Linked DNA regions of Homo sapiens: region 1 is linked to region 2. Evidence: chromatin loops called from intact Hi-C (ENCODE). Cell type or tissue: dorsolateral prefrontal cortex. All regions are shown on one strand. Each heading gives the region's core, and the rest is flanking DNA. Links, peaks and the distances in the headings are about the cores only.

What was found. Hi-C counts contacts between places; a loop is a spot of excess contacts. Peaks named below come from ENCODE experiments on the same cell type or tissue, not always from the same donor. Only the 100,000 strongest peaks of a DNase experiment are listed, where the experiment ranks them.
Region 1: it touches region 2 in a loop (2.4-fold over the local background); 20 of 110 quality-filtered maps call a loop at or near these places.

The regions. Positions count from the first base shown.
Region 1 is chr3:46,905,380-46,920,505 of GRCh38, forward strand. It overlaps the pseudogene BLVRBP1. Among named protein-coding and RNA genes, the nearest start is that of PTH1R, 35 kb to the left of the region's middle. RefSeq lists enhancers at 3,680-4,255, 4,240-4,534. In dorsolateral prefrontal cortex, for the core only: CTCF peaks have their summits at 2,987, 4,341 (motif pointing left) and 4,542; a DNase peak (open chromatin) is centred at 4,342; H3K4me3 peaks cover 617 bases.
Region 2 is chr3:46,840,113-46,855,238 of GRCh38, forward strand. No RefSeq gene overlaps it. Among named protein-coding and RNA genes, the nearest start is that of MYL3, 16 kb to the right of the region's middle. RefSeq lists silencers at 5,625-5,724, 5,775-6,054 and enhancers at 6,147-6,880, 8,581-9,408. In dorsolateral prefrontal cortex, for the core only: a CTCF peak has its summit at 5,911 (motif pointing right); DNase peaks (open chromatin) are centred at 5,929 and 6,139; H3K4me3 peaks cover 1,726 bases; H3K27ac peaks cover 1,711 bases.

The DNA.
Region 1 (15,126 bases), core at 2,900-5,399, 63 kb after region 2:
CCCTCTAGGACAGGGTTTGGTCTCTTCCTACAACCAGGGAGCCCCAATCCCCACCCACACCCCAGGACAGGGCTGTGTCTCCCCACTCAGTCTGAGTACCCCAAGGTCAGGGCTGAGCCTCTGTCTCAGGCAGGGTGCCCCCCAGGGCAGAGGTGCGCCTCTCCTCTGCCCTACTGGGTCACCCCAAGACAGGGCTGTCACCCCCATTAGACTTGTCTCCATCTTCCCTTTAGATGGAACTCCCCTCCAGATAGGGCTGTCCTTCCCCTTTGAACTAATGCCCCCAGGACATACTGGGTACCCCCATCTCAGGTTTGGTGTCCCCAGGCCAGGGCCGGGCATCCCACACCAGCTGGATGCCTCTAAGAGGAGGACTGCCCTGCCCTGAGGATATCTGCACCCAGGGCAGTGCCAGGCCTCCCCCTTTAGACTAGGCACCATTTTTCCCCTCAGTCTGGATGTCCAAGACAGAACTGGACCTCTCACCTCAGTCCAAGTCCCCTAGGCTAGGACCAGTTCTCTTCCCTTAGACTAGGAGCCCCCAGGCCAGGGCTGGCCTCCACTCAGAGAGGCCTCAGAGCCCCACCTGGGCCATCCAGGTATTGGCAGTGGAAGTGGAGCCCTCAGCAGGCCTGGCAGGCAGGCAGGACCCTGTTTGCCTTGAGCAGGGGCTGGATCCAGGTGGTCACTTCTCCCTTCAAGGCCCCACAGCAAAGCCAAGCCACAGGGAACACGTAAACATTAGCAGAGCTGGGCGGGGTGGTCAGCAGGGTGGAGGGCACCTAGAGACCCCAAATCCTCAGCCCACTTGGCTATGGGATCCGGCACCTTGCAGGCTGCCCCAGACTCCAAGGCAGGCCAGTACAGTGGCCAGTTTCTGCTCCCACCTGTCTTGAGCACGTGGACGGCCCCATCCCTCGCTGGCCTGTCTCCCTCAGCCCAGGCTGCGAGAAGAATCGCTGAAGGCCCTTGGAAGGAATGGACCTCCCGGGGGTGCTCGTCCAGCCCTGGAACACAGGCCTAGCCTCAAGGGGAAGCTGAGTGGATGCAAAGCTCCCAGCTCAGAATAGGGTCGAGCTCTGCCACCCACCACCTGCCAGTCCCTGTCGAGAGCAAGGACTGAGCTGGGCCCCAAGTGCCTGGAGTGGGCAGGCTCTGAGGGGCCACAATCTTCAGCCCTCACCCTGGGAGGTGGCCAGAGGGGGTGTGGACAGACAGGAAAGGGGGCTGAGTTCTCTGGAGGTTCAAGAGGGACATGACCCTGCCCCTCCCTCCCTGGGATCTGGGAGGACACAGCCCTGCTCTGGGGGTCTGAGGGGACATGGACCCATCCTGGGGATCTGAGAGTGCATTGTCTCTGCGTGGATTCCTGGAAGAGCTGTCTGGCTGCAGGGACCCGTTGCGGGGGGCTGGGGTGAGGGGGTACAACTCTCTGTCCCTGGTTCCTCCTCAGCCAACTCCAGGAGAATGATCCCAGCCCAAGGCTGCCATGGCCAACTGAAACAAACCTTGCCTGAGGGACTGGTCCCACTGGCTGGGAGGGACAGAGGAGGAAGTTACTCCAGAGCTAGGCAGGGGCCTGAGCCCTGGCTGGCTCCAGGTGTGTGCTGTGTGGCTCTGGGCAAGCCACCTTCCCTCTCTGAGCCTCAACTTCTCTTCACAGGTCAAGCCCCTGCTCAGGCTTCATGACCTGAGTGGACTCAGGATCCTACCTCGCTCCTCAACAAGGATAGGGACAGGACCCCTATCCTTCCCTCAGGCAGGCGTGACAGCCTAAGGACCTCCCCCTTAGCCTCAAATATGTCTATTTGTGTATGTCTGTGTGTGTATTTATATGTGTGTGTCTGTGTGTATGTCTATTTGCATGTGTATTTGTTGTCTATGTGTATTTGTGTGTGTCTATTTGTATGTGTCTGTGTACTTGTGTGTATGACCGGCTCCTTCCCTCTTCAGTGCCACGGGCATGCAGGCAATGGAGGCCAGGTGAGGGTGGATTCTTCTTGCTCCAGCGTTTTTAACAGGCAGGGCAGGAGCAGCCTTGGCATGGCCCGGACACTGGCGCTTGCCCGGAGGCCACAGTCAGACAACCTGTCCACAACAAACTCATATCCATACATCAGCAAGACAGTGGGGCGTGTTGGGTGTCATTCTCCATGTGCGAGCGTTTGTATGCGCGTGCTGCTTGTGTATTTCTTTGTGTTTGTGTACACGAGTGTCCATGTGCCTATCTATGTGTGTCTGTGCTTGTGTACCTGTGTGTGTGTGTGTGTGTGTGTGGCCATGTGTGTTTCTATGTGTGTGTGTCTGGATATGCCTGTATGTCCATTTGTATGTGTCTGTGTCTTCTGGCATGTCTATGCGTGTGTGGTTGTAGGTTTGTGTACCAGTGTGTCTATGTGTGTATTTGTGTGTGTGTGTGCATTTGTATGTCTATTTGTGTATTTCTGTATGTGTGTCTATTTGTGTGTGTGTATCTGTGTCTATTTGTATATCTGTCTGTTATGTGTATGTGTGTGTGTGTATGTGTCTATGTTTCTGTGCTGGTGTACGTATGTCTATCTGTGTGTATTTATATGTATTGTGTATGTCTGTGTATGTGTATTTGTGTATTTGTGTAAATATGTGTGTCTGTATATGTCTATTTGTGTATGTCTGTGTGTGTATTTATGTGTGTGTATGTCTATTTGCATGTGTATTTGTTGTCTATGTGTATTTGTGTGTGTCTATTTGTATGTGTCTATTTGTGTGTATGTCTCTGTGTGTGTCTATTTGTGTGTGTCTGTGTATTTGTGTATGTCTCTCTGTGTGTGTCTATTTGTGTATGTCTCTACGTGTGTATGTGTGTCTATTTGTATGTGTCTGTGTGTTTATGTGTGTATGTCTCTGTGTGTGTGTGTCTATTTGTGTGTGTGTGGACTCGTGGTCTAAGAACGCCGCCTGTGGGTGGAATTTGGCTCATAGACATGTTTGGTTTGGCACCTACAGTATTTTCAACATCCTGAGCCAACATTTAAAAATCAGGATATTTCACATAAAAATTCAGCTTTCCAACTTCTCTTAAAAATTCAGAAGCCCTGGCAGCCCTGGGCCTGCGTTCCCCTGAGGCCACGCTCCTCCCGAACTGTGCAGGGCTGCCCTCCTCCGTGCACCCTCCATAGCCTCGCCCACTTGTCTCGCCCAGCAGTGTCTTGAGGATGGCTGAGTTTGTGAACCCAGTGTGTGGTCACAACTACGTGTGAGCCTGGCTGTCAGGGAATACGTGCATGAGTGGGGTGTGTGTGCATGTGTGTGAATGTGTGTGTGCATGTGCAAAGCAACTCTGTGTATGAGGCAAACCTGAGTGTGTGCGGTGCGTGTGAATGCCTGCATGTGCGCGTGCGTGTGTGAAGAGTCTGCGTGGGGGAACACGTGTGTAAAGGCATGGATGTGCACGTGTGTGTGCAGGGGAGTGGCCATATTTGTGGCTGTGTGGAGTGTGTGGGCCACAGCGGACTGGCATGCTCTGCCCAGGGGCCTCTTCCGGTCTTTGAGGGGGAATTGGATTCCCGGCTTCTGGCTGGGCCGCCTTGCGGGATTTATTTCTGTCTCAGTGCCCACTGGAGTCCTGAGTAATGGGAACATTTAAAGAAAACCAGTAAATAGATACAGAAGGGGCAGGCTGGCTGGGAAACTCAGCCCAGACACCCCTGCCCAGCCCACAGCTGCCAGAGCCCCTGGGGGCAGGCCTGAGCCCAGGGAGAAAGGAGCTCCAGCATGCGACAGCACCCCCTCACTCTGTGGGGTGCCCACTGCTACCCATGCATGCCCCCACCACCTGGATGGATGGTCCCTGGGTCAACACTGGGCATCTTGAGAGCTTCCTTGGCTCCGAGCAGCAGATGTTCAGGAGATTCAGGGGATGCCAGCTCAGGCCTGGCCCAGGGGCCAAGAGGACCTGACCCTCCAGGGGTGCCCTTTCCCAGCCAGGCTACAGGCATTCTGCCCACACACACCCTCTGCACATGCAGACGCACCCACAGTTCAAGGAGGGGAGAGGCTGTGCTGACCTGGCAGGGCTGGGCGGGCACTCGATACCCCACCCGGACCTCACACACCCGGCAGTGCCTTGGAACCTCATCTGCCAGGACACGGCCCCTGCTGTTCTGGGTCTCAGGCTGACTGGACCCCACTCTCTGGATCGTCTCTGATGAGCAGTCACTTACAAATGACATAAACCCCACAGGAAAGGATAGGCGTGCGTCATGCGGTGGGGTGACCTGCTTTACAGAAGACCCGCTGCTGGCAGGAGCTGTTTGGACCAACGCGCCCTGTCAGGGACCCCATCGGGGATCTCCTGCTGCCCCCCAGTGGCCATGGGAGGACATGGGGAAATAAAAGTCAACAGCTGCATGGAGTTGCTCATCCGCGTCTGAGTGGACTCTGAGGGCCCCACGTGGTTCCCAGCCAGACAGTTATGGGGAAGCAAGGCCTTTCAACTGGTCTGAGGGAAGGGGCTTGGATCCCAGCACAGATCTGGAGACCACCTGGAAGGTCAGCTCCTCGAAGGCAGAACCATCGTCAGTCACAGCTGCATCCCCGGATACAGTGCCCAGCATGACATGGGTCCTCGGGAAGCATGCTACACTAATGGCCCACTCCCCAGGCTCCTGGGGGTGGGCAGCGCTGTAGCAAGCCCTGGGCCCAGCTCAGAGCCCCATGGAGAGGCCGCCTGAAGGTGAGCGGGCATCTCACATGTTGAAGCCTCCAAGGCAGTGAGGGGCTTGGGCTTGAGGCTGGACAGTAGTTTTCCCTTGTGACTTCAGGGGTTGTGCCTATCTCTGATCCCAAGCCCATAGTTCCTCACTGTGGTTACAAGGCCCTGTCCTGGCTGGTGACCTGCCTGGTCCCTGACTCTGCAAGCCCAGGTGGGACTTCCTCCCAGCCCTCTTGCTGCCTCCCCAGCAAGAGTCAGAACCGAGAGGCCCTGCGCCTGGGTCTCTGGTCTCCTGTCCTCTTCTAGGGAAGGAGCATCCGTGCTGCTGTGGAAAATATCCCAGGCCTGACACCTCTCCCAAGATGAAGAGGCTGGGTGTCCTAGAGAACCCCAAGATGAAGGGACCTGAACACTGCGAGGTTGGTCAGGGCTGTCCTGGAGAAGTGCCTGGGCAGTGATGGACCAGGCAGTGGCAGGCACACCAGGGCTCCATCCACAGTGCTGGACACTGGCCCCTGGCCCTCGCTGGCCCATCTTAAGCCTGAAGGGCTTACGACAAAGGGGCTGCCAGGGCCTCAGGGCACCCTCCCCACCTAGCCCTCCAACCAAGGCTAGGGCTGAGACTTTTTTTTTCTTTACCAAATTTTCAGGGGACTATGAATCACTGAGACTAACTCTGAACTATCCTCACCTGGATGAAGACTGTAGTCCACACCCCAGAATGTTTGTTTTAAATGGAGAAAGCATACTTTAAAGAAACACACATTTTAGTAACATGTTTTACCAGTTTCTTTGCTCACCACCTGTATTTTTTAAACCTTTTTATTTTGAAATACGGATTCATAGGAAGTTTTGTTTTTGTTTTTGTTTTTGTTTTTGTTTTTATACAGAGTCTTACTCTGTTGCCCAGGCTGGAGTGCAGGGGCACGATCTCGGCTCACTGCAACCTCTGCCATCAGGATTAAAGTGATTCTCGGGCCTCAGCCTCCCAACTAGCTGGGATTACAGGCGTGCGCCACCATGTCCAGCTAATTTTTGTTTTTTTTAGTAGAGATGGGGTTTCACCATGTGGGCCGGGCTGGTCTTGAACTTCCGACCTCAGGTGATCCGCCCACCTCAGCCTCGTAAATTGCTGGGATTACAGGCATGAGCCACTGCACCCAGCCGATAGGAAGTTTAAAAGTACAGAGAAGTCCTGTGTAACATTCACCCAGTTTCCACCTGGTTACATTTTCCATAGCTGCAGTACAATATCGAAACCAGGAATCTGACATTGGTGCAGTGTGTATAGTTCTATTCCATTTCATCGGGTGCATAGATACAGGTAACCACCACCACAATCAAGATACACAGAGGTATTCCATCACAACCATTCCAGAGATCTCCTTGGAGCCACCCCCTTTAGAGTCACCTGTCCCCACCATCGCTAACCCCTGGCAACCACTAATCTGTTCCCCATCTCTATAATTCTGTCACTGTCAGAATGTTACAGAAGTGGAACCATACAGTATGTGACCATTTGATACCTACTGTTTTCACTCACCATAATGCCCTTGAGATCCATCCAAGCTGTGGCAGGTGTCAGTCCTTGGTCCTGTTTTATTGCTGAGTTGCATTCCATGGTACGGATGAACCCGAGCTTAACCTGTCCCCTATTGACAAGACCTTTTCCCTAGCCTTTGGCAACCTACAAATAAAGCTGCTATGAACATCTGTATATGCATTTTTGTGTAAACATTCGTTTTTATTTCTCTGGGATAAATGCCCAGGAGCATGACTACTGGGCTATATGATAAGTGTACGTAAAGTTTTTAAAGAAATGGACAAACTATTTTCCAGAGTGGGTGTTCCATTATACATTCCCACCTACAATGTATGAGATTCAATTTTTCCACTTTCTTGTCAGCGTTTATCACTATTTTTATTTGTTCGAATACGTGTGTAAAGATATTGTGGGCCAGGCGCGGTGGCTTACGCCTGTAATCCCAGCACTTTGGGAGACCAAGGCAGGTGGATCACGAGGTCAGGAGATCGAGACCATCCTGGCTAACGGTGAAACCCCATCTCTACTAAAAATACAAAAAATTAGCCGGGCGTGGTGGCAGGCGGCTGTAGTCCCAGCTACTCAGGAGGCTGAGGCAGGAGAATGGCGTGAACCAGGAGAATGGCGTGAACCAGGAGGCGGAGCTTGCAGTGAGCCGAGATCGCGCCATTGCACTCCAGCCTGGGCGACAGAGCGAGACTCCGTCTCAAAAAAAAAAAGATATTGTGATCTTTACTGGTATATCCGTAATGGCTCGTAATGTTGAACATCTTTACCATCTGTATATCCTCTTCAGTGAAATATTTCTTTATGTCTTTTGCCCACTTTCTAATTGTTTTTTTGTTTGTTTTGTTTTGTCTTACCGTTGAGTTTGGGAGTTCTTTATGTATTCTTGATATAAGTCCTTCTTTATTTGATTTGCAAATATTTTGTTTGTAGCTTTTCATTCTCTTAACAGGGTCTTCGTTGGAGCAAAAACTTTTAAGTCAAATTTATCAATTTTTTTCTTTATGGATTGTGCTTTTGATCTCAGGTCCAAGAACTCTTGACTGAGCTGTAGGTCCTGAAGGTTTTCTCGTTTACTTCTAAAATTGCATAGTTTTACATTTTACATTTAAGTCCACAGTACAGTTTGAGTTAATTTTGTATAAGATCTGAGGTTCAGGCTTGGGTTTTTTTGTTTGCTTTTTTGCCTATGAATTTCCCTTTGCTCCAGCACCATTTGTTGAAGACTGTCCTTCCTCCAATCAATTTGTTTTGCACCTTTGTCAAAAATCAGTTGGTCAGCCTGGGCAACAAGGCGAAACCCCATCTCTACCGAAAATACAAAAAGTAGCCAGGTGTGATGGTACACACCTGTAGTCCCAGCTACTCAGGAGGCTGAGGTGGGAGGATCGCTTGAGTCCGGGAGGTTGAGGCTGCAGAGAGCTGAGATCTCCCCACTGCACTCCAACCTGGGTAGAGTAGAGCAAGACCCTGTGCCCTGTGTCTCAAACAAACAAACAAACAAAAAAAAAAAAGTTGGCTGTGCTTGTGTATTGTCTTGTTGATCTGCCTCTTTTTCCACCAACACCACAATCTTGACTGCTATTACTGTAAAGTAAGCCCACAATAGGTAGTGAAATGAGTAGTATTCCTTACGCTTTTTTCTTCTAGTTAAAAATTGTTCAGCTATTCCAGTTCCTTTGCCTTTCCATATACATTTTAGAATAATCTTTATATCCAGAAAAAAAATAACTGGGCTTTTGGTAATAGTTACATTAAACCTATCAATACTCCATTGAAACACCTGGGCTTGGAGGTTTTTCAAGGCTTTAAAATAATAAATTCAATTTCCTTAATAGTTATAGAGCTATTTAAATTATCTATTTCATCTTGGCTGAGGTGTGGTATTTGTGCTTTTCAAAAAACTGGCCCCTTTGAACAACCTGTGGAATTGATGTGGGTACAGTTATTGACAGTGTCCTCTTCCTGTCCTTCTGATGTCTGTGGAGTATGATGCCCTTATTTCATTGCTGATATTCGTAATTTGACTTCTCTTTTCTGTCAGTCTTCCTAGAGGCTCATCAATGGTATCCGTCTTTCCAGCGTTTGCCAGTCTCTTTGCACACCACTCTTCCCTGCACCCTGTAGCTCACTGCTGGCTGCATTCCCAGGATCTTCTACCTTCCTCAGACAGTCTCAATTCATTGGCAAAGTGCCCAGCTTAAAACACCCATATCCGGTGCCTTCACGGCTGCTGACACAGTCATGGCCAATGCGAAGTGAAGACAGGTCTGTGGACAGGGTTGGAGCCAGGGTTTCCTCAGCTGGCCTGCCCTTCGCCCTTCTCCTCCTAACGGTACCTCGAATCTGTGATGGGGCAGAAGCTCCCATGAGGAGATGAGGATGGCAACTGGGGAGACAGAAGGGACTCACATCCCTGGTGGCCTCAGGGAGCCATGGTACCACCTTGGACTTAACACAAGACAATAAAACCCCTTCTTGCTTAAGCCCAGTCGTGGGTGACTGCCAAACAGTCCCGATTCCCATATCCACTCCCCGCTCCCGGACTGGTTTTTGCTCAGCATCCCATCCTTTAGTTCTTTCAGCAAAGATCAGTACATGGTAAACACTTAGTGTCATAAGCTTGGAAACGTCTGTCATGCCCCTACTTATGGTAACTGAGCAGACTTGACATTTGTTTCCTGAGCACTTAGGAAAACTGTCTTCTGGTATCTATTGTTGATGAAAAGCGAAACTAATTCCTTTGTAGGTAATCTCTTAAAATTTTTACATGTAGCCTGTTGTTATTTTTTCCCTTTAGCTTCGATGTTCTCATCTAGAACACTGGAGTCAAACTGCAGATGTAGTAAAACTGCTCTTAAAAAAAAAGAAAAAATAGGCTGGGCACGGTGGCTCATGCCTATAATCTGAGCACTTTGGGAGGGTGAGGCGGGAGGATCGCTTGAGGTCAGTTTGAGACCAGCCTGGCCAAAATGGTGAAACCCTGTCTCTACTAAAAATATTTAAAAAATGGCGCGGGCTCACGCCTGTAATCCCAGCACTTTGGGAGGCCGAGGCGGGCGGATCACGAGGTCAAGAGATACAGACCATCCTGGGCAACATGATGAAACCCCCTCTCTACTAAAAATACAAAAATTAGCTGGGCATGGTGGCGTGTGCCCATAGTCCCAGCTACTCAGGAGTCTGAGGCAGGAGAATCTCTTGAACCCAGGAGGCGGAGGTTGCAGTGAGCCAAGACCGCACCACTGCACTCCAGCGTGCCGACAGAGCAAGACTTCATCACAAAAAAAAAAAAAAAATTAGGCACGGTAGCACACAGCCACAGTCCCAGCTACTTGAGAGGCTGAGGTTGGAGAGCTGCTTGAGCCCGGGAGGCGAAGGTTGCAGTGAGCTGAGATCGTGCCACTGCACTCCAGCCTGGGTGACAGAGAATCCATCTCTAAATAAAGATAGATAGATGATAGATAGATAGATAGATAGATAGATAGATAGATAGATAGATAGATAGAAAAAAAAATAAGCCTGTGTGTTGAAATACAGCATATACAGCAAGTTGTATAAAAATAAATACATATAGAGAATAAATTCCCATCACTCAAGCCAAGAAAAACACTTTGCCATTATCTCAAAGGGCCCCACTCCAGAGCTAACTACAAGCCTGAAGTTGACGATCACCACCTTGCTCTTCTGCCCTGGCCTTACCACCTGCGTGTGTCCTTACATTGTCTCACTCCGCCTGTTTGGAACGTCACACAAATGGCTCATACTCTATTTCTTCCGTGACTTGCTTCTTTCAACATCTATCCATTTGTTGCACATGACTGTAGCTCTTCTCACAGCTATGGAACATCACACTTTCAGAATGACAACTTATTATTACCACATTCTGGCTTTGATTTAGTGTGTGTGTGCACACATGTGCCCGTGCTATTACAAACAATGCTTCTACAAGCATTTCTGTCCCTGTCTCCTGGTGTACATGTGCAAGTTTTCTAGTGCACTAAGAGCGCAACTGATGGGTCCCAGCGTGCACATGTTCAACTTTCCCAACGTGGTTACACATTTCACACTCTTATGGCTGTGGGTGAGAGGTCCCACTGCTCCACAGTACAGTGGTGTAGCTAATGACACTTCTGAAAGTCTCCCTTGCCTGGCCTCACTCCTGCCACCTCCACTTTCTTTTGTTGATCCTGTGCTTGATAGAGCTTTTCTAGTCCCATTAATCTTTGTTTCTATTAATTTATGAGGCAGGGTCTCACTCTGTCGCTCAGAACTCCCAGGCTCACATGATCTCCCACCTCAGCCTCCCAAGTAGCTGCGACTACAGGCAGGCACCACCCCGCCTGGCTAATTTTTTTATTTTTTATTTTTGTAGAAGACGGAGTTTCACCATTTTGCCCAGACTGGTCTTGAACTCCTGGGCTCAAGCAATCTGCCTGAGACTCGAGCAAATTCAGCCTTCTCAAGTGCTGGGATTACAGGCATGAGCCACTGCACCCAGTCGGCTTCAGGTTTTTTTAAACTCAGCAAACTGAGTTTAAAGGAAAAAAAAAAAGAAAGAAAAGCAGTCTAATACCTTGCTATTACTGATATATCTGGATTCAACTACTCAATCCACCTTTTCTCTCTGCTTTCTTTTGGATAGTTACTTTTTTCCCATTCTGGTTTTTTTTTTTTTTTTTCCTCTCTCATCTCCTCTGAAAGTGGTACACTCTGTTTCTACTCTTTTCAGGTTACCCCAGAAATGTCAAGAGGCCTGTTTCCTAGTCTTATCCCTCTTCCTAAGTGAGCGTCTTCAAGGACTGTAACCCCAACCACCTCCTACCTCTGAACTTACATACCATTGTTGTTATGTATTCTAAATAGCCCCTGCTTTACCCCACAACACATTTTTGTTTTACAAGGTCAGTGCTTATTTACATTTATACTTCCTTTCTCTGGACTTTCCATCTGGGATTGTGCCCCTCAGTCTGAAAATATCCTTTATGATTTTTTTAAAAGGAGAATGCTTATTTCATTTTTAAAAAACAACTTTATACATATACAGCCCACCCATTAAAGTGTACAATTCAATGGCTCTTGGCATATTCAGCATATTCACAGATTTGTGCAACCACAATCACTTTTAGAACATTTTCATTACCCCAAAATAGATTTTCATTTAGTGAGAGTCTGCTGGTGACAGAATCCCTGACTTCGTTGGTCTAAAAACATCTTAGGCCAGGTGCGGTGGCTCAGGCCTGTAATCCCAGCACTTTGGGAGGCCAAGGTGGGCAGATCACTTGAGTTCAGGAGTTCAAGATCAGCCTGGGCAAAATAGTGAGACCCCATCTCTGCAAAAAAACAAAAAACACGTCTCATATTTTCCCTGAGTATGCAATTCTAGGATGACAACTTTCTTTCATTCCTGTTTACACTGGTTATAGCTGAGATATCTGCTGCTATGTTGCTCCTCAAAAGGTAGTATGTCCTTTCTCTCTGATTTTAAGGTATTTTCTTGGTCTTTGTGCTCTTTAATGTTATTACAATGTGATTAGGTATGTGGTAGTTTTTAAATAAGTCCACAAATTCTTACACAGTCCTCCCTTCAGGAAGTGGAAGCTAATTCTTCTAAGTGTCGACTGGGCGTAGTGACTTGCTTCTAACAAACAGAATGTAGCAGAATATCACTTCCAAGCCCAGATCATAAGAAAGCCCCACAACGCTCCCTCCTGCCTTCTTTCTTAGACTGCCACTCTGGGAAAGCCACCTGCCATGTCTTGAGAACACACAGGCCGATGGAGAGGTCCATGTGGCAAGACACAGGGGCCACCAATCAACAGCCCCATGAGTCATCTTGGAAACAGATCCTCCAGCCCCAGTCCAGCCTTCAGATGAGTGCAGCTTCACAACTGACCCCAAGCTAGACTTACCCAGCTAAGCCACTCCTGATTCCTGGCCCACAGAAACTGAGGTAATAAGTGTTTGTTATTTTAAGCCCCCGAGTTTTGGGTAATTTATGTGTAGCAACTGATGATTAATAAAAAGTGTAGAATTTTTTTAAGTAAATTTGCTTACTTAGAATAAACATACAAAAAGGGCATAAAACATGTATACAGTTCAATGAATATTCATAAAGTAAAAATACCTAATCATCACCCAGATGAAGAAACAGAACATTTGGATGTATAGTTCTTCCTATTAACCTGCCTGAGACTTACTGGTCTTCTTGAATCTGTGAATTGGTGATTTTTTCTGGAAAGTTCTCAGCCAGTTTTTAAATATTGCTTCTGCCTCATTTTCATTTTTTTTTTTTCCCACCTGGAACTCCGTCACTTTACGTTGGATCTCTTCATTCTACTCTCCATGTCTCTCAGCCACTTGCTTTACATTATCACTGTTTATCTTGCTGGGCTGCATTTTGGAAAACTTCAGATCTAGCTTCCCATTCACTAATTGTCTCTTCACCTTTGTCTAATTCACAGATACAAGGTTTTTAATTGCCATAATACACTATAGTGCTATATAGTCACTCCTTATCTATGGGGGGATGTTCCAAGACCTCCAACCCCAGTGGATGCCCGAAATGGTGGCGAGTACTGAACCCTATATATGCTGTGTTTCCCCTTTACATACATACCTATGATAAAGTTTAATTTATAAATTAGGCACAGTAACAAATTAACAATAACTAATGAGAAAACAATTATAACAATACACAGTAATAAAAGTTATGTGAATGTGGTCTCTCTCAAAGTATCTTATTGCATGTGATAGTTTCGGACATGGTTGACCACAGGTAGCTGAAACCACAGAAAGGGAAATTGGAGATGCCAGGGGTGGGGGCCAGACTACTGTATTTTTTATTTCCAGAATACTGGTTTGGTTCTTTTGCAAATCTGCTCCTATGTTCACATCTTTTAGTTCTTAAGTAATTTTTAAACATACCTAAATTCCATGGCTGATAATTCTGATGTCTGAAGTCTTCATAAGTCTGGTTCTACCATGTGATTTTCGATGTTGGTTATTTTGCACCTGAGGCTCTGTTACCTTGTGTGTCTGATGAGCTTTTCTGCAACCTGTTCGTTTCTCTTTTCTATTTTAAAAATAACTTAAAGCTCTTGGCTCAAAATGTATTGCTCCCTTCCTTTGATGCTCATTTCCCAGCAAGCTATCGTCCTACATGGGGCCAGACTCCTAGTCGCACTGTGGGGAGGGACAGGTGCTGTGCCCATCATACTCAGCAGCGGTGAGGCAGTACATCATGAAGTGGCCCAGGTCATGTTTGGGGATGATCCTTGAGGGTCATTGTCCATCCAGGGTCACTGAGTAGGCCCTAAGATTCTCATATGTCTTGAAACTTTATCAGGGAGAATTCTTTGAGAGCTGATATGAATAAAGCTTTGTCCAGGTAGGATCTACATTTTCTTCTATCAAGTGTTTGAGACTTCCAACATTCTGGGACCAGTGGGACCACTTAAATTCTTGGATTCTCATGTACAAAAACCCACATGAAGGTTGGCTCAGTTCTCAAGGAAGACCTTTTTTTCAGTCCAGTAAGTGGCAAGGTTTAACTTTTGTATGGGATGCCAGGAGGGCAGATTTGCTATTAGTTCACAGAGGGTGTCACCCTTTGGGGCCCCAGCTTTACAGAGAGTTCTATTAGGGCCCTCATTTTGCAAAGGTTTTGGTTTGTCTTGAGCCCACGCATCGAGAACCCCAAAAAACAATGTTCAGTTTCACCTGGTTTGTCAAATACCCTCAAGGCAAAGGTCAGACTTTGGCATTCTGCTACCTCTTTTACATTCTGCCAAAGTATTCCTTATTTTCTTGCCAGCTCATTGCTGTATTTTTAAAATATTTGTTGCTATTCTTTATTTACCTAGTATTTTTAGCTGTTTGCATAGAGAGGATCAGATCAGGTAACTATTCCACCATGAAACTAGAAACAGAAGTGGCTGGCCGGCTGGGTGCAGTGGCTCATGCCTGTAATCCCAGCACTCTGGGAGGCTGAGGCAGACGGATCGCCTGAAGTCAGGAGTTTGAGACCAGCTTGGCCAACATGGTGAAACCCCATCTCTAGTAAAAATACAAAAATTAGCTGGGCGTGGTGGCACGCATCTATAATCCCAGCGACCTGGGTGGCTGAGGCAGGAGAATCACTTGAACCCGGGAGACAGAGGTTGCAGTGAGTCTAGATGGTGCCACTGCACTCCAGCCTGGGCGACAGAGTGAGACTTTGTCTCGGAAAAAAAAAGAAGTGGTTGGCCATTCTTTCTTCAGGTACCTTCTTTCTCTGGTTTCCTTTTCTTGGAACTCCTGTCATCTATAGGACAGGTATCAGTATAACAAGGTTCTCAAGCTACCCTCCATCTCGCCCTCTTTATCTCTCACTGCCACCTTCTCATGACCGTCTCAGCTTTAACTTCCAATTTACTAATCCTTTCTTGGACTGTAAGTTAATACTTAGCTCTCTGGTGAGTTTATTTTAAGAGCTGTATTCTTTCTTTCCAAAATTTCTAATCAGTTCTTTCTTATGTCTAATCTCTGTTCTTAAGGATACCACACGCTCTTTTATCTCTCTGATGTAAAAACAAATGCTCATTTTTAAAACCTTGTAGGCTGTTACTATTTCAGTTTCCTTGGGTATAAATCCTCCCACCTGGGTTACTGGTCATTCTTTAAGGCATTGGATTTTCTCGTGTATTTTGTAAATTTTGTTTGAGTACTCATGATGCATGGTACTTTGTTTTTCCTTCTAGGACAACACCCAGGGTCATGAAACCAGAAGCACATCTTTCATTAGCTCTGGGACTGTCGTACTGGGGGATAACCCTACTCTAGTCCCAGAGCTGATGCTGAGTGGCAGCTTAGTTGCCAGTCACCAGGTATCCAAGTCCTTCAA
Region 2 (15,126 bases), core at 4,965-7,464:
TAGCCAAGTATGGCGGCATATGTCTGTAGTCCTAGGTGCTCTGGAGGCTGAGGAGGGAGTATCACTGAAGCCCAGGAGTTTAAGGTTACAGTGAGCTATGATCATGCCCCTACACTCCAGCCTGGGTGACAGAGCAAGGCCCTGTCTCTGAGAAAGAAAGAAGGAAGGAAGGAAGGGAGGGAGGAAGGGAGGGAGGAAGGACGGAAGGAAGGAAGGAAAGAAGGAAGGGAGGGAGGGAAGGAGGGAGAAAGGAAGGAAGAAAGGAGAAAATGAATAGAGCCTCAGAGAAATGTGGAACACCATTAAGCACACAAACATAAACATAATGGCAGTACCAGAAGGAGAGAGAAAGGAACAGAAAAATATTTGAAGAAATAATGGCTAGAAACTTCCCAGATTTTATGAAAAACATTAAGCTACACATCGAACAAGCTTAATGAACTCCAAGTAGAATAAACTCAAAGAGACCTATACCCACACATCAGAGTCAAAATGTTGGAAGCCAAAGATAAAGAGAACATGTTGACAGCAGTAAGAGAAAAATGACTCATCACATACAAGGGAACCATAATAAGATTATACCTGAGTTTTTACCAGAATAAAATGGAGGGCTGAAGATAGTGTGACAACTTACTTGAAGGACTGAAAGAAAAATGTTCAATCCAGAATGTTATATCCAGCAAGTCCATGTTTTTAAAATGAAGATGATGAAAGTGAGACATTACTACTGATTTTACAGAAATAAAAAGAATTAAAATAGAATACTATGAACACTGTACACCAATAAACTGAATAACCTAAAAGAAATGGACGAATTCCTAGAAATACACAATCTACCAAGATTGAACCTTGAAAAAATAGAAAATCTGAGTAGACCTATAACTAGTAAGGAGACTGAATTAGTAATCAAAAATCTCCCAACAAAGAAAAACTGTGGATCAGATGGCTTCACTGGTGAATTCTATCAAACATTTAAAGAATTAATACCAACTCTTCTCAAACTCTTTCAAACAATTCAAGAGGGGGAAACATTTCCTAACTCATTCTATAAGGCCAGCACTAGTCTATTACTAAAGCTAGACAAATACATTATAAGAAAAAACTACAGGTGCATATTCCTTATGAACATTGATGCAAAACTCCTCAGTCACATACTAGCAAAATGAATTTAGCAGCATATTAAAAGGATTATACCCAATGGCAAGTGGAATTTTTCTTTTAATGAAACTAGAGATGGGCTCTCACTGTATTGTCCAGGCTGGTCTTGAATTCCTGGACTCAAGTGATCCTCCTGCCTTGGCCTCCCAAAGTGCTGGGGTTGCAGGCATGGGCCACCATGCCCAGCTAATCAAGTGGAATTTATTCCCCAAAAGCAAGGATGATTCAATATACAAAAATCAATCAATGTAATATGCCACATTAATATAATGAAGGGGAAAAAATCACTTGATGATCTCAATTGATACAGAAAAGCATTTGACAAAATTCAACACCCTCTCACGATAAAAACACTCAATAAACTAGGAATAGAAGGAAACTTCTCCAATGTAATAAAGACCACATACGAAAAACCACCATCTAACATCATGCTCAATGATTTAAGACTAAAAGCTTTTCTCTCAAGATCAGGAACAAGACAAGGATGCTTACTTTCACCACTTCTATTCAACATTGTATTGGAAGTTCTGGCCAGAGCAATTAGACAAGAAAAAGAAACAAAAGGCATCCAAATTGGAAAAGAAGAAGTAAAATTATCTCTGTTTGCAGGTGCCATGATCCTATATTTAGAAAACCCCAAAGACTCCACCCTAAAACTCCCACAAAAGCCTGTTAGAGATAATAAACAAATTCAGAAAAGTTGAAGGATACAAAATCAACTTATAAAAATTAGTTGCATTTCTATAACTGTGAATGATCAAAAAGGAAATTAAGAAAACAATCCCATTTACAATAGCATCAAAAAGAATAAAACACTTGGGAATAAATTTAACCAAAGATGTGAAATACCTGCATACTGAAAACTGTACAACACTGCTTGATGAAATTAAAGAATACTTAAATAAATGGAAAGATATTCCATATTCGTGGATTGGAAGACTTAATATTATTAAGGTGACAATAATTATCCAAATTAACTCAATTCAATCCCTATCAAAACCCCAATGACTTTTTTTGGCAGATATAGAAAAACCGTCCTAAAATTCATTTGGAATCTGAAGCACCCCAAATAGCTAAAACAATCTTGAAAAAGAGAACAAAATTGGAAGACTCACACTTTCTGATTTGAAAATTTACTATAAAGCTATATTAATTAAAACAGCATGGTATTGGCATAATGACAGACATACAGACCAATGGAATAGAGAACCCAGAAATAAACCCTCTCATATATGGTCAAATGATTTTCAACAAGGATGCCAAGAGCATTCAATGGAGAAAGGACAGTCTTTCCAAAAAATAGTTCTGGGAAAAATGGATATCCACAAGCAAAAGAATAAAGGTAGAACTTTACCTTACATCATATACAAAAATTAACCCAAAATGTATCAAAAGCCCCATGTACGAGTTAAACTATAAAACTCTTAGAAGAAAACATAGGAGAATATCTTCATGATATTGGATTTGGCAATGATTTCTTGGATATGACACCAAAAGCACTGCCACAAAAGAAAAAAGTAGACAAACTGGACTTAATAAAAATTGGTAGCCTTTGTGCTATGAAGGACACTATCAAGAGAGTAAAAAGATACCCCACAGAATGGGAGAAAATATTTTCAAATCATATACCTGATAAGGGATTAATATCCAGAATATATAAAGAACTCCTACAACTCAAAAACAAAAGGACAATTCTATTTTAAATGGGCAAATAAATTTGTAAATAAACCTCTTCTCCAAAGAATATAAATAATGGCCAGTAAGCACATGAAAAGATGCTCAACATTGAGACACTCAATCATTAGGGTAATGCAAATTAAAACTAAAGTGAGATAACACTTCATACCCACCAAGATGGTTAATTAAAAAGAAACGAGCAGAACAGAAAATAACATGTATTGGAGAGGACATGAAGAAATTGGAATGTCGTGCCTTGCTGGTAGGAATGTCAAATGGTGCAGTGACTGTGGAAAACAGTATGACAATTCCTCAAAAAGTTAAACATAGAATTACCATATCATCCAGTAATTCTGCTTCTAGGTATATACCCAAAAGAAGTGAAAGCAGGGATTCAAACAGATACGTGTTCGTGTACCCAAAATCTGTGAATATGTTACTTTACGTTGTAAAAGGAAATTTATAGATGTGATTCAGGTTCAGGACCTTGAAATGGGGATATTATCCTGGATTATCTGGAAAAGCCCAGTCTAATCACATGAGTACCCAAAAGTGGAGAATGTTTCACAGGGAGATAGGACTACCAAAGGGTCAGAGAGATGTAACATTGCGGCTTTGAAGATGGAAGAAGGGGACCAGAAGCTAAGGAATGCTGGTGACCTCTAGAATCTATAAAAATCAAGGAAACAAATCCTCCTCTTGGCATCCAGGAGGAACTGGCCCTACCTGGCTAATTTTATTTATTTATTTATTTATTTATTTATTTATTTATTTATTTATTTAATTTTTGTAGAGGTGGGGTTTTGCTATGTTGCCCAGGCTGATCTCGAACTCCTAGGCTCAAGCAATCTTCCTGCCTCAGCCTCCCAAAGTATTGAGATTACAGGCATAAGCCACCAGACCCAGCTGCAAATGTTCTGTAACAACCATTCTCAGCTCATGGGCTAACAAGAGGCGGCCAGATGTGGTCTATACTCAAATATTGCCTCCTCAATGAGGCCTTCCTAGGACACCCTCAAAAACTGTGTCCCCCATCCTTCCAAATCCTCCTTATCCTCCTTTAATTTTTCCCATAGTACTTCGCACAGTCTAACATACTATGTATTTTTCTCACACATATTACGTTTTCTGGGGCAAAGATTTTTACGACTACTTTCAATGGTGAAAATCGCAATTACTTTTGCACCAACCTAATACATTGGGTATCTTCCTCTTTCATAAATTCTTCCTCTTGTAAACTTTATGTGGGCAGATTTTTTTGTCTGTCTTGCTTATTGCTGTATTCCCAGCACCTGAAACATGTCTGGCACTCGATAAACATCTGTTAAATGAATGAATGAATCAGTGAGTGAATTAATAAATAAATAGATCCTATATAGCCTAGCAGTTAGGAAAAATAAAGAAATAAATAAATAGAAATGAAGTGGAGATAGAACACATTGATACCTGTAAGTGCTTAGTGCACTGCCTAGCACACACTAAGTGCTCAATAAATATTAGTCACCCTTATTCCTTATTGTAGTTATAGTTGTTACCTTCACGAGGAGCCTCAAGCATCTGAAAGGTGCAGGCACCAGAGCAAGCAAAATCTCCCAGCCACTATCTGTATCCAGCCGCCTGCCTCCCTGTCTACTGCATCTCCTCTCCTGGTTTCCCTGCTCCTTCTGGGGCTGCTGGTCTCCCTCTCTGCTACTGGAGCCTGTGTCCCCCTCTGGTTCCCTCAATCTTTGTCCCTCAATTACAGATGGGACTTCTGGACTCTCCACAGTGCCTCAGGCAGAGTCCCCCTAAGATATCCTGAACCCGACTGCCTGCTTCTACTCTCCTCCATTCTGTTCCCCCCATTCCACCCCTTCACTTGTTCCAGCGTCCAGGCTGTTGCCTTAGGATTCTGCTCCCACCCTGAGACCCCCCACCCCACCAACGCCGCCACATTCCACCTAAGCGCCCATCCTCTAGAAAGCCTTTGCTGACACCCTCCCCAACCTTTTGGTGCCCACAGCCTCCCCCCGACCCCCCACCGTGCTGATCCCTTACGAAGCACTCTCATTCTGCTGGAACCTCTGTGCTGTCCCTGTCTCCCCCAAGGCTGACAATTTCCCAAGCTCCCCCTCCTCCCACAATGCCCCACCCAGGAAGCCCAGGGCCTGATCTCTGGCGCCTCAGCTCCTGAGACCCCCCTCCCCCTGCCGTCTAGAAACGTTCCTGGAATCCACCGACCCTCCCCACAGTGTTCCCTCTCTAATCCCCACAACAGTCTCAACCCTACAGTGGAGGAAATGAGTGGCGAGAGGTTAAGCAATTTGCCAAGATCACACGAGGCAGGAGTAAAGCGGGGCTTGAACCCAGGGCCCTGGGCAGGGCTGGGGTGCGGGGGCTGGCAGGGTATCGACCCAGGGTACACAACACAGCAGTCAAACAGATAGACAGAGTTTTGGATGAGCCAACGGCTGAGATGGGACGAGAAGCCAGCGCCTCCTCCCTGCGCGTCTGTCTGCAGGCCAGGGGCTCACACGGGAGCCGGCTCCTGCCCCCTGGCCCAGGGCCAGCCGTCATCCCCATGAGGTCAGCCACAGCTGGCGATTTCGGGGAAATACCAGCTCCTTATTAAAAACAGGCGGTGGTCAGGCCCCCGCTGCTTTCCCAGTAGAAACTGGAGTGTTTGTTCCAAAAGGAACAAGAGTGGGCAGGGCCTGGCCAGGGCCCTGAGGCGGGAGGCTTGAGCTGCAGTACCTGGTCAGGGTGTCCCGGGAGCTGCGGGGAGAGGAAGTGGAGGGGACAGCCCCAGTCCGGCAGTCGCGGGTGGGGGCTAGCAAAGGCAGCCTGTGTGAGGGGCGGGCACCGGCCCGGGAGGGGATGGTCCCACAACACCTCGAGGCTGCGCCGACCAGGGAGGGGTTGTGGACTGTGACCTCCACAGCTGCACCCCCCACCCCGGCCCGGGGACAAATCTCAGGCAGTGGGCAAGGCCTGAGAAAAAGCAGGCTCATGGCGATAAGTCCCTCCTCTTCCGGGGTAGGCAGCCGCCACCCGCGCCCCTGTGCCCAGAGCCTGCAGCCCCCGCCTCCAGGAGATCTGCGGAGGCCTCCCCTGCAGGGGGCGCGAGTGGGCCATGCCTCCCCCGGCCCCGGCCCAGGCCCCGGCCCACCCCGCCACTCTCCGCGCCAGCACAGGCCGCCCTGCATCTGGAGCGAGTTAGGGTTGGCGGCCTGGCGGGCGGCGGCGTGAGCTCATCCCGGCCCGCCCCGCTGCGGTTTCCACGCGGCTGTGAAGGGAACAGAACACAGAAACGCCGCGCCGAGGGCCGGGCCGGAGGAGCACAGAGGAGCGGCCGCTCCTCCCGGGATGTGGGTGGGAGTGGGAGAGGCGGGAGTGTGTATCACTGGCGCGTCGCCGAGGGAGGCTGAGCCCTGGGAGCCGGCCACCAGCATGCGTCGCTGGTGTCACCGTGTGTGGTGGCTTGCGAGGGTGTGTGTGTCCCGAAGGGAAAACACTGTGCGTGTGATAAGTTGCACACCTCCCAACACACACTCCTCGTTTTACAAAAATCAGCAGCTGAGGGCAGAGGACAAGGAGGGCTGGCCAGTGCACAAACTGGGGCTTGGCTCCCACCCGGGGCCTGTGTCCCTGAGTGGATGCAGAAGCTCTGGACCAACCAGCCCAGGTGTCTGGCAGGGCCCAGGGCCCACCTCCCCAGACACACACATACTTTTCCTGGTCACTGCCCCCCTCACACTCCCCCCAAGGAGCCCAGGCATCTTCTCCTTCAGGAAGGAGAAAGGAACCCCTCACACCAGGGTATTGGCTAACAGAGACACTCACAGCCCACACGGAAACAGGAACACATACCTGGACACAGGCTCACACCTGGAAGCACACCCAAGGAAAGCACTCCTGCTCTTGGAATCCTAGTTGGGAGAGCCCACCAGCAGGCTGTGAGGCAGTGGCAAGGCTTGAAAAGGCTTCTTGGTGAGATGCCCCTTCCCTCTGCCAGGGGCTGGGAACAGGAAGGCTGGAGGTCACTGAACCTTGAACCTTAGCGGCCCCAGCACCTTGTGATGGGCCCTGAGGGTACCGCCCTGTGTGAAGGGCCTCAGAACCCCAGCACTCCCAAGGACCGGAGCCAAGGTGGGGATATGGGCACTGTAGTGATATTGATCACCAGACACCGGGGGGGGAGCTGGGCTGGAGTGGGTGCTTCGGAGCATCCAAGGTTCCCTCCACCCATCAGGCCAGTCCTCACCTTGGGCACTCGCCTCAGGGACCTACTATCCCAGCTTCGGGTAGATGTCACCCAGCTGCACTGGGAACTATGGGAGGTAGCCCAGGCCATGCAGCACCTGCCAGCCTTCCCGCCTGGGCTCACAGGGCTGTCATGCTCCCATCCTCCTCCCTTCACCCTACAGCTGGGCCATGGCTCTGAGACAGTGACCTTGCCTGCAGGATGGCACACATGAGTCTTTCACCCCTCCTTACCAGCTATTTCCCCTGGGCCCAAAGCACAGGATTGCAGAGGGCTGGTGGGGCTGAACTTGCCAGGAGCTTGGGTCCTCCATGTCCCCACCTGTGAGATAGAGAGGACACCCTATCCTGACCACTCCACCACAGGGTGCCTAAACTGTAAAGTGCATCTGCAGTACCCACGGGGGTCTTCAGCTCCCAAAACACTGGGGCAAGCTGGGTGAGGGATGTTATTTAACTGGAATGGCTATGGTTTGCAGAACCAGAGCTTCCAAATTACTTAGCAAAGCATGTTTGCTTTTTAATTAACATGTGCTTGAAAAACAATGGTTTTCATTAAAGTGGGTGGGGGAGAGAAGGGACTGTAGGGGAGAATATTTCAAGGAGCTCCAAGTTCCAGGCCAGACTTCTTAAAAATAAAGTGGGAGTCTTGCCCCAACCCGGCAGAGGCTGGGAGGCAAGAATCCCTGCTGGAGAGCCCAAGGAACAGCCCTACTACCTGCCTCCACCACTCTCCGGCTCCCTGGCTGAGAATTTGCCCTTTCGCTGATGGCTCAGTTACTTACCTACTATTCCCTGGGCCACTCTGGGAAGGGGAGGTCTTTTTTTTTTTTTTGGAGATGGAGTCTCACTCACCCTGTCACCTAGGCTGGAGTGCAGTGTCTTGATCTCAGCTCACCGCAACATCCGCCTCTGGGGTTCAAGCAATTCTCCTGCCTCAGCCTCCTGCATAGCTGGGATTACAGGCACGCACCACCACGTCCAGCTAATTTTTCTATTTTTAGTAGAGACAGGGTTTTGCATTGTTGGCCAGGCTGGTCTTGAACTCCTGACCTCAAGTGATCTGCCTGCCTCGGCCTCCCAAAGTGCTGAGATTACAGGCATGAGCCACCGCGCCTGGCCGGTGTGGTCTTTTATAAAGCAGTCTTGGCGTTCAATGAATGAGGTCCACCAGGCAGATAAGCAAAAGGAAACAGCATGAGTAACAACCTGAAAGCATGGGCCTGGAAGCCACTGATGTCCAAGCCCCAGGGAGATTGGGGCAGGGAGGCTGAGCTGGTGCCAAGGACAGAAGGGTGGGAAGGGAGGATGACCTCACATGGAGCAGAGGGGATATGTGAGGAACTGGCCAGAGGAAGTGGAGGGCTGGGAGACTGGAAGCAGGACGCATTCCAAAGCCTCAGGGCTTGCTCCCCAGAGGCTGATGGGCAGGACTGCAGGTTCAGTCAGTCCAACAGGGGGCAGCGTTGACTCCATCATCCAGCATGGAGAAGGCATGCCATCGGTGTTCAATAAATGCATGTAGAAGGGTGAGAATGAAGAGATGATCCCTCCGAGTCAACCACACCTTCTCCTATTTCTGGCCTTTTGGGGACAGGGTTAGCACCAGCGTGCAGCCTGAGGTCAGATGTCAACATAGGGTTGGGACACATTTCACCCATTCACCCATACAGACCAAGGGAAGGTGGAGGGGAAGCTTCTGGGGAGTGAGGGCATCCCCAGGGGTCGGGTCAGATGCCCAGAACCCCCAGCTCCCGGCAGCCTGCCCAGGACCCTGTTTCTCATTTGGGGCCTTCTTGCTTCCCCCAACCCACACCCCCACATGAAACGTGCCTGCCTATACTTAATTCATTATGCTCGGCTGGGTGGGAGGCCTGGCGAGCAGGGTTTTTTTTTTCCCCTGAGCTCAGACATTCCTCACTTTATTATTCTCCACATTTCAAAGCAGCTGTCGCCTCCCCCAACCGCCCCCAGCCCGAAGCTCAGAGTCCAGAAGGGGCCTCTCTAGGGCTCAGAACACCAGAGTCTCCAACACCTCCAGCCCGGCACAGGAGGAGAATTAAGGCCAGAGATGGATAGGGTAGCACCCCAGGGAGACCTGCAGGGCTCTTCCCCAACAGTCTGCACCTGAACTTATCCTCCCCTAAGTGCCGCAGTCACCCTCCCATAACACTGTCTTCTTGCCTCTCTGCACCCACTCTGTTCCACCCTCCACACAGGTGACCACAGTGGTCCCTTCATAACACAAACACAACCCCTGCCTCCCCCACTGGAGCAGGTGCTAGAAGAATTATCAAAGTCCCTGCCCTGCTCAGGCCCCTGGCAAACTGAGCCCTCACTGAGTCAGTGGCCTTACAGAGGGCAAGGCCCATCCCTAGAAAATAGCAGGGCCAGGGTCAGCCTAGTGAACCACCAAGGGGCCAGCCAGGGGAGAAACAGTTCTGGAGACTCAATTTCAGAGAAACGGGGAGGCCCTAGACAGATTTCTCCCCTACATCTGAGAGCTGCCCATGCAGAGCTTCCTTAGCAAGGGCTAAGATCCCTGTTGCATTTAAGCAAGCAGCAGCTTAGTCAGACTTGCCCTGGAAAAGAGGTTGGAGGAGGGACTTTGGCCCCAGGAGAAAATGGGGGAGGGGTCCAAGTGGGGCAGGCAACCCGGGGGCCTGGAAACTGAGTCTGGATGTCCCTGTCCCTGTCAGCACTCAGGCTGTCTTGCCCACACTCACCCTATCACTGGGCATGCCCACTCAGGCCTGGGGCTTGATGGTAGCATTCTCGAGTGCCCAGGAGGGTAAAGGTGACTCTGTAATGTGGCCCTGGAGGGTTCTTGGAGTCCACTGCAAGCCTGGGAGCCGAGAGCCCTCCCATACGTCCAGCTCTACTCTGTGAAACACCCCAAGGACTCCATCACTATGAGAAAGGCCCCCTCTTGAAGACGGACTGCACAGAGCCTGAGTCAGCCCTCAGAGCAGGCCCCTTTCCAGCAATAGAGCTGTCCCAGCCTAGAGCTTGGGATCCGGCCATGTCACCCTCCCAGAGCTCCCAGCCCAGGGCCCCCCACTGAGCCTGGGCCATACAGAGGGAAACCTTGCTTCCCCTCTCATCCCTCAGCCTCAAGATCCATCCACCTTTCCCGGGGCTAGAAGCCATTGAACATTTGCCTTCCTGCCACAGCAGCCACCATCCCACACCTTGTGCTGCAGCTATGGATGAGAGGTCACTGCCATGAGCTTCCCCACCTCCAGCTGCAGGCCCCAGAGGTGAAAACAGGTATGGACATCCAGAGGTTTGGGGACACTCAGAATCTCAGGATCCCAGATACTCCAACAAAGAGCTGAGGCATCTTCTCCCTTGTGCCCCACCACCCCCTAGCCCTGACCTCACAGCACCTGGTTGTCCCACAGGCTCATCAGCACCTCCCTGCCAAGTTCCCATTCCCCACTCCATCCCAGTGGCAAGGCTGGGCCTCTGTTACTTATCACAGGTCGGCACAGTTAGCACCTGAAAATTACATGATGGATGGATGGAGGGAGGGAGGGAGGGAGGGAGGGATGAAAGGAGGGAGAATGGATGGATGAATGGATGAATAAGCTGATTCAAATGAGCCTTGGGCCTGGCAAAGATCTGCTCCATTCAAGGGTCTCTATCCAGGGGTTTTGGGAAATGCTGACTACAACAAACCGTGAAATTTCTTCAAAACTTAAAAACTGACTTGTAAGGTAAGCTCTTATTTTGCCAAGTAGAGATATGGAAAACAACAGCTACCGTCGTTATTGTTTCTGTAAACAGAGGGATATTCTCAAGGCAAAAGAAAGTAGGCAGGATGCAATCTTGGAAGAAAGACAGGCATTGAAGATGCATAGATTGGGCTTCTGGAAAATATACAAGATAGGACATTTTTTCAAAACTTTCTTGGGTATTGTGATAAGTTGGGCCTTAGGGCTTGGAAATGCCCAAGTGCTTCCAATCTCCACCAGGGTAAGAGCCCCTTCTGCAGCCTTTCTGGCTCGGATTGGTTCCCCTCTGCTTGCATATTCCTCAGAACAGAGGGCTCACCACCTCTCCCAGTTAGCTCAGGAGCTGACGATGACATTCTAGAGCACCTTTAAATGCTTCCAAGCCTACCACGGGAGAGAGGTAAGGAGACCAGGAGCAGGGTATGATGGCAGAGGTGTTGAGGGGAGGGAAGACCAAGGCTTCCAGCCCCAGGGCATAGGTGTGGTAAGGTAAAGGGCATACTCATGTTTAGCTGGACCAAAGTAGAAAAATCAGGAAGCTGCCAAGACCTGAACTTGCCCAAGGGGCACCTGGAAGTGCAGAGTCTGGAGTCTGAGTCTTCCAGCTGCCACATTCCACCCCAACTAGCCCTCCAGAAAGGTTCTGATGGCCCCATGGCCACGGCCTTGGTAGATATGTGAGGTACCCAAGCCCATAGACCAGAGGTGGAGGTGGAGAATGGAAAAAAATGGTGGAACCTCAGGAGTCCTCAGGCAGTGGAGAGGAGGGTGCAGGCAGGAACCCTGCCCAGACCTGACCTTCGAGGGCCTTCTCTGTCCAAGAGGCCCCGGGCCCTGGCTGCTGAGACTGGAGGGGCCCGCTGGGTGATCCGGCCTGGGGGAGTATCGTGTGCACACACTCACACACACATGCCACATTCCAGTTGTGCTCTGTCAGCGTTTGGGCAAACCAGGATTGTGTGGCTTTGGGAGGGCAGGGAACAAATAACCCCCAAAAGTGGGTGAGGGAGGGACTGGGGCTGGTTGGAAGGAACTTGGGAGAACCCCAGGGAACCACTTCTGTGGTGGGTCACCAGGTTCAAGATCCGGGCTTTCCTGCTGTGCTCTGAGGTGACTGGATCAGCATTTCCCCTGTTCCCAGGCAGGCCCGCCCTCTCCCTGACCCCACAACTCTCACTACTACCCATGGCCCCAGGACCGACCACGGAGGACACCCCAAACACCCCCTTATGCAACACAAGGAGCTCCTGTCACACTGCTGCCAACTTTTTTTGGCCCCTCCTCCCCTGTTCCATACATTCCGTCACCCCCGACCTCTCTTAAGGCCTCCATCAGCTTTCCATAAGACTCTCTGCCACTGAGTGCTTTGAGCACTACAGTCCACTTTCCCACAGCTGCACTGATTTCCTTCCTTCTTGTGGCCTGGCAAAATTTTCATCCAATGCCTGACTTCTTCAAGATCCCACCTGACTTCTTTCTATCTCGGCCTGAATTTCTGGCCTTCCTGGCACCGCTACTCCATGCCATCTCATTCATGTCCCAGTGGTAACCCCAGGATCCCTGGGGATGATGTCTGGAAGAGAAGATGCAGGGTGCGGCAGGCTAACAAGAGCCATGAGCATCCATGCAGGAACATCCGAGCAGCGGAGGGACGCTTTGTTCTGGGACCATCGCGGGCCCAGCTCCGATAATCCTCTGTCCCTTGTGCTCAAGTTCTAGATCCCCAAACTCTGCCCTAAAGCTGTGAGTGTCAAGGGCCCATCAGAACCTTGTTCCTGCAATGTCACTGGACCTTCTGTGTTAGGTTTTGCAGTTTCAAGGGGACTGCCTGGCCCTGCCTGGGGTGCTGAAGCTGAACTCTGCCCCTGGACTACCCCACTGACCCTCTGATTCAGCATGGACTGAGAATGTAGTGGTGGCTCCTCCTGCCACCTTGAGGAGACCTCAGAGATCAGGCCCCAGGCCAGAGGAGGAAAGTGAGGCATAGAGAGACCCCAGAACAGACCCCAGCCTTATGGGGCACATGACAGGGCACTTGAGGCATGAGGGGTATCAAGGTAGCCCAAGGGCAAACCCCCTGCCCCCTCCCACCCCTCTCTACCAGCCACAGGGCCATAGGCTGGACCACCCTGCTTGAGGGGGAAGCTGGGACCAGTGTTTATGCCACTGTAGGGAGGCCACAGCCTGCCTAGGAGTGCCACCTGCCCAGCGCCAGTGCTGATTCAACAGAGCCCCCCCAGCACATATGCACTCAGACATAGGCACACACACTCACGCACACACAGTGGCAAACACACATGTACATATGCACAGACAAATGGGCACCTACACACTCACAGACACAGACACACATATACAACACACATACAAACACAAGCCCACATTCACTTACAGACACAGATCCACAGGCATACATGCACAACTGTGGACCTATGCACACATACACACGCACATTTCACCCAGCCAGGATGGGAGGATGCTGAGTAAGGAGAAAGCTCACCTCTGCAGCTGAGTCCCACCTTTAGGTGCCTCCACCCCATCCATTCTGATGTCTGCACCCACAGCCAGTGAACCAAACCCAGGAACATGTGGTCAGCAGAGCCACATATGAGAGGTAAATGGCCCCAGGGTAGCAACATGGCCATGGCTGGGCCAGAGGCACATTCTAAGTGGAGCTGAGCTGCAACAAGTGGAACCAAGCTGCCCCTGCCAGGGCTCATCAGACAACAGCTCCATCCCTGCCCTCACCAAGGGGCCCCCAACCCGTCCCCTCCCAGCTACGCAAGAAGAATAGGGGCTGGGAATTGCAAGATGCTCCCTTCTACCACCAAGCCAAACCAAGTGGGACAGTAGCTCCCAGGGACTAGGGAAGCCTGCAAGAAGAAGGGTATGTTTGGGGAAGGCCTGGGAGTACTGTGGGCCACCCTGGAAACCAGAAGGGCAGGCATTCTTGAGAGAGCGGGACGTGTATGCCTGAGGACTAAGACACATGTGAACTTGGATGCAGGGCACTCCTTGCTGGAGACGACTGAGAGCAGGTGCAATCTGTGCTCAGGACACCAGCCCAGGGTAGGCATACCCAGAAAGAAAATGCTGAAACTACTCAGTCCCATGCAGAATTCTGAAGGGGAGCTCAGCACTTCTGGGCTTGGTTTTCAGGAGCAAGGTGCACCGGACAGGCGGGAACTGGGGACTGCCCGGGAGAGTGTCAGCCACTTCAGGTGGTGCCCTACCCCGGAGGTGGCTGGAGGTGGAACCTGATTGGGATCTGCTCCCCTCTGTGTGGGTCCTCAGTCACTCATGGGCCAGGAAGGCTGGCCAGAGCCCGCCAAGATCACACACACACATGAAGATGCCCTCATTGGCCAAGTGCACTGCAACGGGGCACAGGGCGTCTTTATCTGCCCCACCAGCCGACAGACTGTGCACCTCTCAGCACAATGGCGGTAAACTGTGAAAGAGCAGATTACGACTCCTTCCCCTGAATTAGATCTGAGGCTGGAGTGGACTGAACCAGAAGGCCTTGAAATCTGTCCTTGATGTTGCTGAGGATGTTTTCAAAACAGCCCTGGAATCTGACCACTTACGACCATCACCCCCACCAGTACCCTGGGCCAAGTGTGCATCTCCTCTCTCCTGGACCCTCCTCACTGGCCTCCCTGCTGCCCCTGTGGCCCCCACAGTCTCTTCTCCACACAGCGGCCAGGGTGGCACTGAGAAAACATCTCCCCAGGGCGCATGCTGCAGCCCTCCCTGACCTCTCTGACTCAGGACCTGTCCCTCTCCATGGCACTTTCTGCTCCCATCACCAGGCCTCTGTGCCCTCTGCCAGGACGTCTTCCCTCAGATGCCCACACAGCCTCCTGAAGCAGATGCTGAGGTGCCGCATAGGAATGTTCCAGCCAACCTAGGGGCCCTGCCCAGCCAGTGACAGATGGGAGTCTGTAGATAGTCTGCCTTCCTCATCCCTCAGTGAGACAATACCACCATCTCCCGGAGGTTCCCAGCAGGGCTGAGACCCCTTTGCTCATAGTGTCATCTGCTCTGCATGCACCCCTTTGGGGGGATTTTCTTTCTTCCCACGCCCCCCACCCCACCCCTCTCCCACGCTCCCTGGAATCACCTTCCAGGGAGACTACTTGCAGGTAGTCCTTGATCTGGTCCTTGTCTCAGGGATTACTTCTGGGGGAGCCCAGCCTAAGACACTTCATCTCTCCCTTTTCCCTTTAGCAATAACTCCCCATCTCCCCTCCCCCAGCCCCTACCATTTACTTTCTGTCTGTATGAATTTGACTACTCTAGGACCCTTAGA